Regions from separate parts of the Homo sapiens genome. Here region 2 is linked to region 1. Evidence: chromatin contacts called from ENCODE Hi-C data. All regions are on one chromosome and are shown on one strand. Each heading gives the region's core, a stretch centred on a gene start or an enhancer-like site at or near the end of the contact. The rest is flanking DNA. Distances are from core to core; before and after follow the strand shown. Region 1 overlaps SYN2 (synapsin II). Region 2 overlaps ATG7 (autophagy related 7).

Region 1 (6,666 bases), core at 348-2,847:
AACTGTGATGACGGGGATGCAGCTCTGGGCTTCAGGCTGATTACCTGTTCCACCTTGATATCATAATCTCCAAGGACTTTTTTGCCCCGAAAGCACTTGGCCCTGGAGAAAAGAATAAACCCACACAAATTAGTTTTGTGCAAGTATTTAAAGTCAGACATTTACTATTACAAAGAAGAGGACCACAGCAGACAGATCTCCAGAATGAGGGTCAAGAGACCTGGGTTCTGATCCACATTCTGCTATGAGATCACCACAAGACAAACCATTTCCTCTCTTTTAACCTCAATTTACCCATCTATAAAATAATCCAAAACATCCCTTCATTATCAGGTTTTGTTATAACATCTCTGGTCTTTTGGCTATAAAACGCATCTAGAAATAGGAATTTCCCCAGTTTTATTCTTCATAAAGGCTAGATCAGCTTTATACATCTCTGCAGTTTCCTTATTTTCCTTGATCCTTCGTTTTACTATGGTTTTCTATTTGGTATCCACCCTTGGATTTTTAGTTTTTAAAGAAACTGTTATTATCACTTTACTTCTTCATACCCATACAAAGAGGACCTGAGGCAATTAGTAATTTAAAAATATAACCAACAAAATAAGGATTAAAGAACAATCAATGAATGAGAGGAAATTAATTAGACCAAAATAGAAGGTAGCGGGAAAAGACTGAGGGAAGCCATTGCATTTGAACACAAAACTTAGCCCACATTTCTGAGCAGTCAAGAAAATGGGTCAAGGTGAGTTACACAGTACATAGTATCTTCCCAGTTTGTCACAGATCTAGAGGAACCTCACATTAATGCATTAATTAATCCCCTGTAATAAGTAATTAATCCCTTATAAGCAGATATTTTTATGCTTATATTTATATTAATTCCTACTTTGCTTCTAACCTGCCCTCCCCACATTAGATTTCCTTATCTGTCCTTTTAGGCTGGTTCTCCATTTGTCAAAAGGGCCTTTCCATACTCTACCTGTTAGGTAAGTTGAGCTTGCTTTTCCAGTGCTTGAAATTTCCAACTGTAATATTTCATTGGAGATTTTTTGGGAGTTTGTCCCCAAAATGAAGGAATAAACCAATATTTATTGGGCATCATGTTCTAGGAATTACATGCAAGTTGTTTTCAAGAACATCTCATTTAGTCCTAACAACGTATAAGATACAGAGAAAGGGCTTCATTTCAGAGACAAGGAAACCAAGATTCAGAATTGAAAATGGTGTATTCAAGGCCCTATAGCAAGTTAGTGGCAGAGCCAGTATTCACATCTAAGTCTGTGGCACTCTGAGACCACTGCCCTTCACACTGCAGGCACTGTCTCCCCCTGGTGATCTATTCTCTCCATCTCTGCTCACACCACTACAAAAACGGACTTGCCCTGTGTGTGCCGCATTGCATTTATTCCCATTTTCCTTCTTCCACTCACAAGGGACTTAATGATGTGAGCATTAGTCCCACTACAAATACTTCCTACCCTGGTTCCTGTCAACTACCCGGGACGAGGCCAGGCTGTTTCCTTTTCTCTATGGGTTCTGGAACACCCCGTTCTAGGAAGTTGTCATTTGTCCTATCCAAGTCCCTGGCCACCCTCAAATTGCTCCTCTGAGGCACTCAGCCATCCTGGAGCTGGACCACTTAAGTCCACCCCCCACCTCTGCCCCAATTTCTTATTAAGCTTCACACCAGCTTGTTTCCAGGACCCTGATCAACATTCACAGCTCAGCGAGCCCCTCAGGCAGGGGCCCGGTAGTATATTCCCTTTCTTTGGCTACTATTCCATTTTATTTACAGGTTTAACTAATAGAGTCTAGTATGGCACTATCACTTCTCTGCAGACCTTGGACTCTGCAGGTTTTTGTCCATGACTATAAAAAGAAGGAACTGGAGTGAATGACCCATGAGATCCCTTTCTTTCATTGGTGAGGTATGTCTACCTTGTTATCAGCAATGCTTTTCTGATGCTTCCTCCTATTTTCCTGTCTCAAAATAGCTCTCCTTCTGTGAGGTAAATCTCAGAGACATTAACAATAACCTCGCATTTCGTATGATGCCTTGCATTTGCAAAGCATGTTCCTTGCCCTAGTTGTTCCTCACAACTCTGTGAAGGAGCCAAGAGAGATAATGTGGTCCATTTGGCTGATGGGGAAACTGAAGCCCAGGACAATTAAATAACATGCCCAAATCAGAAAGAAAAGTTCATGGGAGTTAAGGCTAGAACTAAGAGTTTACATCTAGGTGCTTACATGCTGCCAAGTTTCTTAATTCACTCATTTATTTTGTGGGTTTTGAACACTGATATTGAAATATATTTATAGACTCTGGCTGGGTTTATCTGCCACTTCCTGCACCTGCCCATTGACCAAGTTGGCTAATGAACTGTTTTCATGCCTTCCCTCCACCCCCACCTCTCTAGCTATCCTAATGCCTTTTCCTTAAGGTAATTTGTCCTGTTGGAAATCTTAGTGTGTGTTTCCTGGCCCAGGGTCACTGACCTGTCTTGGCTGAGCCACAACCTTATAGAAAAGGAGCCAAGATGGCCGGCAGATGGGGCACAGAGCCCTCTTCTGGAGAATGAGCACATTCTTGCAGCTCCAGGCTCTTGGACATTTTGATTCTAGGTATTTTCATGAAAAATTGTGTAACTTGCTAGCAAATGATAGAAGTCTTTCCTGATACTAAGAGAACACTAGTACAGGGCAGTGTGCTAGAATCCAGAGGATGGGCTCTGGAATCACAATCTGGGGTGTGAATTCTAGCTGTACCCTTTCCTGGTTGTATGACCTTAGGGAGGCTTAAATTTTTTAAAAATAGTATATCATGTGGTTAAACCAATCAATCAATCTATCTTTAAAATTATATAAAAGGATAAAACAAAAAGTAAAATGTTCTTTTTTCCCATTCCTCTCTTATCACATATACTTCCCATTATCAATTATAAGCATATACTTCCAGTGGAGGGGAAAAAATGTGTGGCTATACCTGCATACATATATGCTTCAAACACATACATATGGCATGCTACATAAATTTTTTTAAACTTTTGTTTTTTGCACTTAAAAATATATCTTAGTGATATGCTTTCAGCACATATTGATGGGCCTCTTCCTTTTTAATAGTTGCATGAAATTCCATTTGAAGGACATACAGTATTTTATTGGTAAACATGTATTGGCATTGGCATTATATATTGGTGAGCACATTAGATTTCTAGTTTCTTGCTTTTGGTATTACAAACAGTGCTACAATGGCTTACATTTAAAAATATATCCACAGGATGAATAATTTATGACAGAAGTGCTGGTACAAGGAACAGACACAGTTACGGTTTTTACTAATATTCCCAAACTGTCCCCCACCCAAGAAAAAGATGATACCACTCTTACCAGCATTTGAAAGTCTGGGAAAACTACTCTACTTCCCTTAGTTTTCCCACACAGTCCCTTGCATAAGATAGGAACAGATAAGATGCCCAGTACGGACTTTTTTTTTTTTTTTTTTGAGACAGGATCTTGCTCTGTTGCGCGGGCTAGAGTGCAGTGGTGCAATCATAGCTCACTGTAGCCTCGACTGCCTGAGCTCCAGTGATCCTCCTGCCTCAGCCTCCAGAGTAACTGGAACTACAGGCACATGCCACCACGCCAGGCTAATTTTTAAATTTTTTTTGTACAGACAAGGTTTCACTATGTTGTCCAGGCTGTTCTTGAACCCCTGGGCTCAAGCAATCCTCCTGCCTTGGACTCTGAAAGTGCTGGGATGATAGGAGTGAGTCACCATGCCCCACCAATATGAACTTTCTGATTGGCAGTCTTGTCACATAAATCTAAATTCATCCCCTTGTGCTCAATCCTAAACAGAACCCAACATGTACATCCTTGAAACACAGACTAAAAATATCTGTAGTGCCTGTGTTGTCAATTTCCCCCTATTGTAACATTTTTCTTAACAAGCCTAGCAGCTGAGGATCTATGTAAGTTTAATGGCTTGCAGCTTCCTTGATGGACCAGGTAATGAACCATCTCCCCTTATTGCTAAAATGAGCAGAAGCTTCTAGATTTAACTCTTGTTACTCAAGGAAGTGAATACCTTCATCAATTCCCATCCACCTAACAACTAGGGCTTGTGAGGCTGAGGAATATGATTTCAGAGACTTCTCTCCTAACGCCCCCACAAAACTTGGCCCAACCCAGGCAAGCCTAGCTTAAATACGCCCTCTTTTATGCATTGGATAATGGAGAAAGAGTTCTAGAAATAGAAGCCAGGGAAGCTAGGTTCAGGCCTACTTCTACCACTTTTCAGCTGTGTGACTTTGGGCAAATAATGCGTCTCTGAGTCTTAGTTGTGTCATTTATAAAATAGGGCTAATGGTGATCTTAATAGTGAACACCTGTGATGTACTAGGCACTATTCTAAGTGTTTTATGTATTTTACCTCATTTAATAATGTTTGGCTCACAGGTGGTTGTGAAGATTTAATGAAATCAGATGACATGAAAGTTTTGGAAATGCTGAAATTTATGCAAATATGAAGCACTGTTAGCAAAAAGCAGCAAACATTTATGCTATTTTAATATGACTACAGCCAACATGGCTTCTTCCTTTTCTGAACTTTCATCACATTTATTGTCTGCTCATGATATTTGGCTCACAGCATCATCATCTGATACCACCTTTCAAAGTCGGTTGTCTAATAATCAGACACTGCTCCCCCACCTACGCCTCAGACCACTAGATTATGTAACAATGCTTCAGAGCAGGGATGATCCATATGTGAGTCTTGGATTTTTCAGAAAATTTTTGATTTTAAATACTGATTATGTCTTATTGTTTGATTATATGCTCTAGGCCTGTACAAATATAATCATTATATCCATAAATTTCCAAATCCTTCACAGAGCTGTGACTTAGTGGCCTCACAATCAGGACTTGCTTATTGACTGGGATGTTAGGAGTGGTGGTTTGGGCTGGACCACTGGAGAAAACCAGAAGACAGCACCCTCAGGACAGAGCCTATTTCTGCAGGCCCTGCCATCTTCTTCTCACATGTGTCAATCCTGAGGGTCAAGTTCTTTCCTTCCTCTCCTCCTCCACATGAAAATCTGTTTTCAATCTCTGTCTATATTGGAGCTAATGGACCTGAAAGAGCCTAGAGTATAAATCCTCCCAGGATGACTGGAATTTGCATAAGGATCAAATCTCAGGCTAGAAGATGACAGCACTGAAGATGGATTCACATACTCCAGAAGGCATTTAGGGAGGAAAAGACTTCCCAGAGCTCTGTAAACAGTCCAGCACCTAGTAAATATCTAGCACTGGTCTAGACATTTACCTTTAACAAGGTGCTAGTTTCTAGCTCTTACTGACTCTGACTCAGGCCTTGTTCTTTCAACCAAACATCTGAAGGCTTCAAGAAGTTAGAAAATAAACTAGAAATAGTAGGAGATTCCTATTTCCCCACCTACACTGTTAGGGTAAAAATCATGCCTTCCTGTCCTGGTGCAAGTTTGTGAGCGCCGGCCGCCACCCACTGGCAAGATGAGTACTGCAGCTGATTGCAGTCACAGCTCACCACTCACTGCACTGGCTGAATAGCCACAGACTCTACTGGCACAGGGGTATCCCTCCAGCTGCTTATTTGCTGCTCTGAAAAACCATACCCAAACATTAACTGTCTCTTCTAACAAGTATGCATCCACTTCCCTCCCTCAAAGAAGCTGGATAGCTGGCTTTTGCAACTTGTAGAAAGAAACGCCGTGGTTTGTCACTAAATTCAGCAAAAATTTACTGAGCATCCAGTGGTAGGTGCTGGAACTATAAAAATTGGCAACCATTAGTGATAACAAAGTACAGAAAGCAGAGTCTACAAAAGGACGCCAATATCTACATGGGGGTCACTGCTAAGTTCCCACTCAACTCTTCAGATTTACATCTAGCACTCACATTTCTACCTTTTAATCTTTTCCTTTAAAAAAAAATTTAAGCACACAACTAAAACAATAATAAAAGTTTCATATAGTCCAGGAGGATGTACAGTGGAAAGCAAGTTTCCTCTACCTCATAAGTCAGTGGAGAGACAGAAACAAAAATAAAAGATTATAATTCAGGGTATCAACTGCAGTAGACATACAAGCACAGCATTATGGGAACCCAAAGGAGGGAGCCATTCTCCCTGCCTGGAGAAGTCCATGAATGCTCCAAAGAGACTGAACTGAGTCTTAAAGAATGAGTAGGAATTAGCCACATAGGAAGGAAGATGCAGAATTGAAATGTAAGGGCAAACGCACAGAAGCTTGGGTGAGGCTCTGGGCACTACAGGGGCCCAGCACACTGCTGGCTGAACAGTGAAGACCAGAGGTTCCCAAGGCAGGGAAGTGGCAGAGCAAAGGGCTTTAAATGTCAGGTGGAGTCTCTGGAACTTGAGGGCTAATCTCCAAATGATTTTTTACAACTTTTCACTGCAGAAATATCCACAATAATCATCAACATTTTACCAATCTTTTTCATCTATTACCCTCACTGTTTTTGTTGTTGAGACTACGGTTTGAGTATTTTAAAGTAAGTCCCAAACATCATGTCATTTATCCTGTCAATTTTTAAGCATTCTGTTAATGACTGTTATTTTTATGATTTACAGTGGCAAAACAGACATAACAACATTTTCCA
Region 2 (7,505 bases), core at 4,567-7,066, 760 kb after region 1:
CAGGGACTCAAATGTCAGTTGAATTAAATGAATGTCTGCTAACAGATAACAGTTTAACCATTCCTTTCAAATCTATGATTTGCCTTTCTAAGTGGTGCATTTGCAAAGTCCTTAGGTGACAAGTTGCTTTGGGACAGAGGTTTCTCTTAAACATTTAAGTAGCTGGCTGAGCGCAGTGGCTCACGCCTGTAATCCCAGCACTTTGGGAGGTCGAGGTGGGCAGATTACAAGGTCAAGAGATTGAGACCAACCTGGCCAACATGGTGAAACCCCGTCTCTACTGAAAATACAAAAATTAGCTGGGTGTGGTGGCGCACGCCTGTAGTCCCAGCTCCCCAGGAGGCTGAGGCAGGAGAATCACTTGAACCCAGGAGGCGGAGGCTGCAATGAGCTGAGATCACGCCACTGCACTCCAGCCTCGCAAGTGAGCAAGACTCCGTCCCAAAACAAACAAACAAACAAACAAACAAACAAAAACACTATTTAAGCAGCTAAGTTGACTTTTTGTTATTTCATGCTTCTTTCTGGCGGGGGTTTTGGGGCATGGGCATGACAGAGTCTTGCTCTGTCGCCCAGGCTATAGTGCCATGGCATGATCTCAACCTCTGGGCTCAAGGATCTTCCCACCTCAGCCCCCCAAGTAGCTGGGACTACAGGCATAGGCCACCACACCTGGCCAATTTTTGTATTCTTTGTAGAGGCAGGATTTCACCATGTTACCCAGGCTGGTCTCAAACTCTTAGGCTCAGGTGATCTGCCCACCTCAGCCCCCACAAAGTGCTGGGATTACAGGTGTGAGCCACCATGCCTAGCCTTTCATGCTTCATAAGTAACAAGAAAACATGATAGAAGGTAGGTAGGATTATATAATATCAAAAAAATAAATGGACAGGCTGGCTATAACCAAGGCCAAAACAAAGTACGATTTACCAGCTGACATTTATTATTCCTACCTAACCCTTACCCTATCACTCTTCAAGATATATGCCCAGATACACACAGAAAGCTAATAGCAAGTCACTTTGAGGAGTTTAATCATAACCCATCAACAGAAGAACCTATTGCATAGTCAACACCAGAATGAGTGTATTATTAAGGTTGCTAATCACTGAAATCTCAAGATCAGGTTTCTGGGCACATCTTGCTGCATCTGCGCAGGTCCCAGATGGTATGCAAACCAAGTTTGGAGCCTGATTCTTCACAACAGGCTGTTCTTGCACTATCAAGAAGGTTGTGAGTAATAGAATTGTGCAACAAGAGCAAGAATACTCTGCACGCAGTCTCCTCCTGCACAGTCCTGCTCCTGACTCTGCAGGTCTGAAAAAAGGTTTTGGTCAACTTCTGGGTACCAGAAACAAGGTTATTATTGCAAAGAACACCTGAAGCTGCCTAGCTTTACTCCTTTTAGAGAAGGACTAGTCATAATATACAACATACTTCCCCTTCCCCCAGAATTGACTGGGAAAGGGTACCTGGGAACTTTCTGGAGTGATGGAAAAACACTAATATCTTGATAGGAAGAGTGTGGGTTACATGGGTGTATACATTTGTTAAAACTTACGGAGTTGTTTTAAGATTCATACATTTCACCATATATAAATTTTACCTAGGAAAAAAAGAACTATGCACAAATAGGAACTGAAGGTTCTAGGTTTATTTTCTGTAGTAGTATGGGCTAGCAATTTTGAAACTACTTCCTGTATTATTCTAGACTTCAGCAAGTGAGTAAATATATCCAGGATACGGCTGGATGCGGTGGCTCACGCCTGTAATCTCAGCACTTTGGGAGGCTGAGGCGGGCGGATCACGAGGTCAGCAGTTAGAGACCAGCCTGGCCAATGGAGTGAAACCCTGTCTCTACTAAAAATACAAAAAATTAGCCAGGCATGGTGGCAAGTGCCTGTAGTCCCAGCTATTTGTGGGGCTGAGGCAGGAGAATCGCTTGAACCTGGGAGGCAGGCGGAGGTTGCAGTGAGCCGAGATTGCAGGTTTCTCACTGTTGGAGAAGGTAGTCAGAAATATGGAAAAGGGAAAACTAGCATCACCGAAAGGTATATAATATATTATATAACTCCTGACATGAGGAGACAGCATCACTTCTTTGGTATTTCCACCAAAAATTCATAACCTGAATCGAATCATAGGGAAACATCAGACAAATCCACATGGAGGGAAATTCTACAAAAATAACTGGCAAAATATCAAAACACTGAAGTTAAGAAAGATAAAGAAAGATGAAGTAACTTTTCCAGATTGAAGGGAGCCAGAGACACGACAACTAAATGCAATGTTTGATCCTCAACTGGATCCTGGTCTGGAAGGAAAAAACCTATAATGAACATTAACTGGTATAAACAACAACATTGAATACACAGACTGTGGATTAGAAAATAGTATTGTGCAAACATTAAATTGCCTGAATTTGATAAGGATATTGTGTTTAGGTAAGAGAATGTCTTTGTTCTTTGGAATTCACATTGAAGCATTCAGTTTTAAAGGATCAGAATGTCTCCAACTTACTCTCAAAATTTCAAGAAAAAAATGGGGTAGGGGAAGGGAAGAAGGAGGGATTGGAGGACGACAGCAAATATACGTGGGGCAAAATGTTAACAATGGATGAATGTGGGTAAAGTGTATACCGGAGTTCCTTGTACTATTCTTCCAATGTTTCTGTTAAGCTTAAAATTATATCAATAGAAAGTTACCCAAAAATACTCTGCCAAAAAATATTTAGGTGAAAGTCTAACAATAACAAAGTAATTTAATGCACTACAGGAAATTCTTTCAGGAATATTGATTTTAAAAATTATACTTTTCCCTCTGGTAGTAACACCACAATACTCTAGTTAGCTTGGAATTTCTTTGTAGAAGTAAAGAGCAACTCATATAAACGTCAAATAAGGTCTTTTGAAATTTCATTGACAAATACCATCTGTTTAGAAAGTTCTGCAAGACAATAAGTAGAAACTGGAATGAAAGTGACTCCTCACCACCCACCTCTCCCCACCATCCTTCAATATTTTTCCCCTAAGATGGAACAATTCACCTCGTTATGTGCCAACCTAAGATCACATAGGATAAGAAATGATTTATGGATAAATGTTCCAACTTTCCTGCTTTAGAAGCAAAGCACTGTATTCTTCCCCACCTCAGGCTACATAAAAAGCTCTCGCTCGCGTGCGTGCGTGCTCGCACTCTCTCTCTCTATATATATGTGTATATAATGTATTGCTTTGTTTGTTTTTAATAAATAAGATAATGAACAAGTGCTTCACTATTCAGCAGAAACTTATTCTACTTCCCCAGTCTGTCTCTATTTGTGGTTAAATCAAGACACAAGCATGGCCTTGATCCTGGTGGGGAGGAGGAAACATACTGAAAACTACCAAAGGAAAAAATTACTTCATGAATGTCAAAGGATAAATTTTTAAAAGTAATTTTTAGCCCCAATCTTTTGAAACAACAACTATGACATGACTCTGTATAACATGTATTATACTAAATATACATTAAGAAAAATTCAAATACACAGAAATGAAAATGTAATTGGATTTGTCATTTTAAAGTATTAATGTTGGGTTTGCAGATAATAGAGAATGACAATCTCCTAAGCAAATAAAGAAGGTAGCCAAGTAAGTAAATGCTGCGTTTCTACTGTAAGGAAATACGTGCACCAATGAAGCAACCTTTCCAGGACAAAAGAAATTTAATACTCAGACCACATGAAAAGTGACCGCTATGGGAATAGCACAGCTGTTAAAATCCAAGTCAGTTTGTATTAAATCGTCCAACATGTTTATGTAAAGCAGGACTCTCAAAATGATCACCAAGAGGAAATAATTTTGCTAACAAAAAAGTGATACCTATATTTAATTAAAAGCTTACAATAAGTGTGAAAGAAAAATGCTAAGCTATTCTCTTTTAAAGTATAAGGAACGCCCAGTTAGATGGTATGCTTGTGATTCTTTTATAAACAGTATCTGAAAGGCTAATTTAATTAGAAATAGAACAAGAATGAATGAGTGTTTGCATTTCACTTAGAGAACCCAATTATCTTTATTTCATTGACTAGCCAGACCAACATAAAGCCATAGAAAACCTGGCACCTGTGCCAAATGATTTCAGTATGAAAATTAATACTGCCAAGTTATTTTGAGACCAGTTAGCTCAACCATTCAAAGAAAAAAAAAATCTGCTCCACTAAAGATGTAGTATACAATCCTAAAACTTGCATTTCTGAAGATGGGGGTGCATGCAGACATCCTTGAGGTCCTGGCTTGAGCAGATATATCTTAAAGGAAACTACAGAAAGAATGGGCTCATGGGTAACTACTGACAAAGTCTAAGCTTGAAATCTCAACATAGGCACTTGGGATGCATAATAAAACAGGCTTAGTTTACTTCGGAAGCAAAAAGAAAATAATTAGTCTCAATTTTTGAGCATCTAAACGTAACCAAATTTATCAACATTGCTTGTCAATTCTACATTCAATTTTTAGAGAAACTGGTCAGGATTGTGCTTCCCATAAAATATAGCCCAAGTACAGTTTTCAAAGGAAGCTTGTCAACTCAGAATAGAGAAATACATCCCTAGAATTCTCTTTCTTCCACAGTGGCAGACAGACGAAGGCTACACGAAAAATAGTTCCAAATTGTAACTGAGAAGCCACAGTTGGGGATTAGTGGTCACCAACATTATTTTGTATAGCACTTCAACATGAAAATCTTTACTTATCAGCAATCATGAGCCTTAAAAGCCCAGGTCAAGTCGCTGGGCAGCAGAAGGCTGAAAGGAACACTTGAAAGGAAATCAGCTATCACATACAGTGTGCATGTAAAAATCACTCAGATGGTATCCGAAAGCCTATTAAAACACGAGATGCCATCACTGTAGTTTTGAGATATATCAGCCGTTTCACATTACGATGGCTAACATACCAGCTCTATTTTTAGAGCTTCTGGAAAGATCAAAGCTGAAGGGGCCCTTTTAGTGGCTCCCCATCCAGGCCCCTAATCTCTGTTTACTTTTTCTTTGTAATTATGTGGATCTGCAGAAGATGCATAGCCAGGGCCGCCTCACCCTCAGAGTAACGCTTTAAAAAATTGCTCTATGAGGGTCCTGGCTAGGAGGGAACCCTCTGGGGAGGAACAAAGAGCAGTAAAGTTCAAATTCAAGACAAAATTAGCATGATGCAAGTATTGATACAGAGTTGAAATATTTTAACTCAGTCTCCCTACACATTTTCTCAGGCTGGTTTTAAACCACTGTGAGAATGAATACAGATCCATGAAAACAAAGTCCTTTCTGAGGGTTTAGACCCCACCCTTCCCCCACAAAAAGCCCTTAGTTGGTTTCAAGGGCTCCAGCTGGTGAGGCTGCGGTCAAATGCTGACCCGCTCACTTTTAAAAACAAGTCCCTCCAATACAAAATGACTTACTTTGGAAGAACAAGCTGTACATTTGTCAAATGCCAGGCTGACGGGAAGGACATTATCAAACCGTGAAAGAAATCCCCGGATCTAAAAACAAACAAAACAAAACAATTCACATCAAACACACAACGACCACATCTATGAAATGCACGTCTGGTTTCTGACAACAAGTAGGAAATGATTAATATGGCGGCCCGGAAAGAGATTATGAGCAAAAATAAGTTCGAAATGAGTATTTTCCCTTGTAACGTAATCAGTTTGCAGAAGAACTATATTAGGTCCTTTATTCCATTAGGAGCCAGGGCTTACAAGCTTTTCAAATATTTCTGACCTAAAAACAAACTGACTCTAAAATACAAAAAGCAAGCTGTAGTATCTAAAGTATTTTTTAACAAATGTCTTCCAAAATGTTGAACAGGTCCACTGGTATACTCAACTCTTAAGCTCCCACATGTGTTCTAGTGAATATGGGGTAAATACACATTTCTATGACATGATTTTGGGTGGGGTCTCACAAGGAAAGATGGCTTGGGGGACTGTGGAAGGCCGAAATGGCCCTAGACATATATCCAGTTATTTGCTTGATTTGGAACAGATAGAGATAAAATGTAAAACATCATCAGATTTATGGGGAAACAGCACCACCTTGAGCATAAAATTCTGGACTACAACTGAGTTACATTTCCAGAGTATCAGCTATAATCAGGTTTCACAAACTATAACTGAAGTAATTTATTCAGAACATTATACCTGTATATACTATACTTACACCAAAGGGGGAGCTTTAAGCTGTTCTATATATCATAAAAATATGAATGGTAACATCTCTAAACTCTCCATAGGACTCAACGTTTATAATAAACCAGACAACACAAATATTATGAATTAATTTATTTGACCTTTCAAATTCCCCATTTTATGTTGAAAAACCTCAGGCTCAGGAAGAATGGCAACTTGGCTCAGGTAAACAGTAAGTAATGGAGCCAAGACTCAAAAATGGACCTCCTGATGTGAACCTGCCCCCGGCCTGAGCTTCTCTGCTTCCCTCCCTCTCAGAATACCACAGCGTTTGTCTTCAACACTAGGTCTTCTCACAACTTTAACACTCTCACTTGAACAGAACAGAAGACCCGATCCACCACCGTTTAGCCATCCTATTAACACCATGCCCTCTCCCTCAAATCCCCCACCCCCCGAAAAACAAACAATTTGACAAACTATTTAAAGAAAAAGGCTTCTTTTGAGTTTTGGATAACTCCATCCTGATGCTCACACTGTAACAGTGTTAACTGTTTGTGCATACTTCTCTCTGGAAAAAAATCAAACCTGGAAAAACATGCCTACAGCAATTTTTTTTTTTTTTTTTTTTTTTTGGAGATGGAGTCTCACTCTGTCGCCCAGGCTGGAGTACAGTGGTGTGATCTCAGCTCACCGCAACCTCTGCCTCCTGGGTTCAAGTGATTCTCCTGCCTCAGCCTCCCGAGTAGCTGGAATTACAGGCGCCCACCACCACACCCAGCTAAGTTTTTTCTATTTTTAGTAGAGATGGGGTTTTGCCATGTTGTCCAGGCTGATCTTGAACTCCTGGCCTCAGGTGACCTGCCTGCCTCAGCCTCCCAAAGTGCTGGGGTTACGGGCGTGAGCCACCGCGCCCAGCCCGAATTTATCATTTCTATCAAACACTTGATCTCGGATTGCATTAAAAAACACATAGCATATTGATAAAGACATTTTAAAAATTTGGCAGGGCACAGTGGCTCACGTCTGTACTCCTAGCACTTTGGGAGGCTGAGGCGGGCAGATCACCTGAGGTCAGGAGTTTGAGACCAGCCTGGACAACATGGCAAAACCCCCACCTCTGCTAAAAATACAAAATAATTAGCCGGGTGTGGTGGTGCACCCATGTAATCCCAGCTCCTCGGGAGGCTGAGGCAGGAGAATCACTTGATCCTGGGAGGCAGAGGTTGCAGTGAGCTGAGATCCAGCCTGAGTGACAGAGTAAGACTCCATCTCAAAAAAAAAAAAAAAAAATTGGTAACTGGTATAAGTTAGATAGCCTCATCATAAACATA

The links. A loop is a pair of places that touch in the nucleus more often than their neighbours do. Pooled maps may share reads with other maps.
Region 2: a loop to region 1 is called in a map of endothelial cell of umbilical vein, with 7 times the contacts of the local background. The contact joins two enhancer-like sites. A Hi-C loop is called at or near these places in 5 of 168 maps with a recorded cell type or tissue (IMR-90, OCI-LY7, PC-9 and 2 more), 2 of 37 single-sample maps with no recorded cell type and 12 of 50 pooled maps.

Annotation. Positions count from the first base shown.
Region 1 is chr3:12,134,087-12,140,752 of GRCh38, reverse strand. SYN2 (synapsin II) reads right to left here. Exons shown (of 13, transcript NM_133625.6): 2 at 45-102. Among named protein-coding and RNA genes, the nearest start is that of TIMP4, 21 kb to the left of the region's middle. RefSeq lists an enhancer at 2,545-2,654 and a silencer at 5,370-5,664. Within about 2 kb of position 1,597, at least 4 of the 41 ENCODE cell types and tissues checked have a DNase peak (open chromatin) inside an H3K27ac peak, as active enhancers do.
Region 2 is chr3:11,377,987-11,385,491 of GRCh38, reverse strand. It overlaps ATG7 (autophagy related 7), which reads right to left. Exons shown (of 21, transcript NM_001349232.2): 19 at 5,440-5,520. Among named protein-coding and RNA genes, the nearest start is that of ATG7, 110 kb to the right of the region's middle. Within about 2 kb of position 5,816, at least 3 of the 41 ENCODE cell types and tissues checked have a DNase peak (open chromatin) inside an H3K27ac peak, as active enhancers do.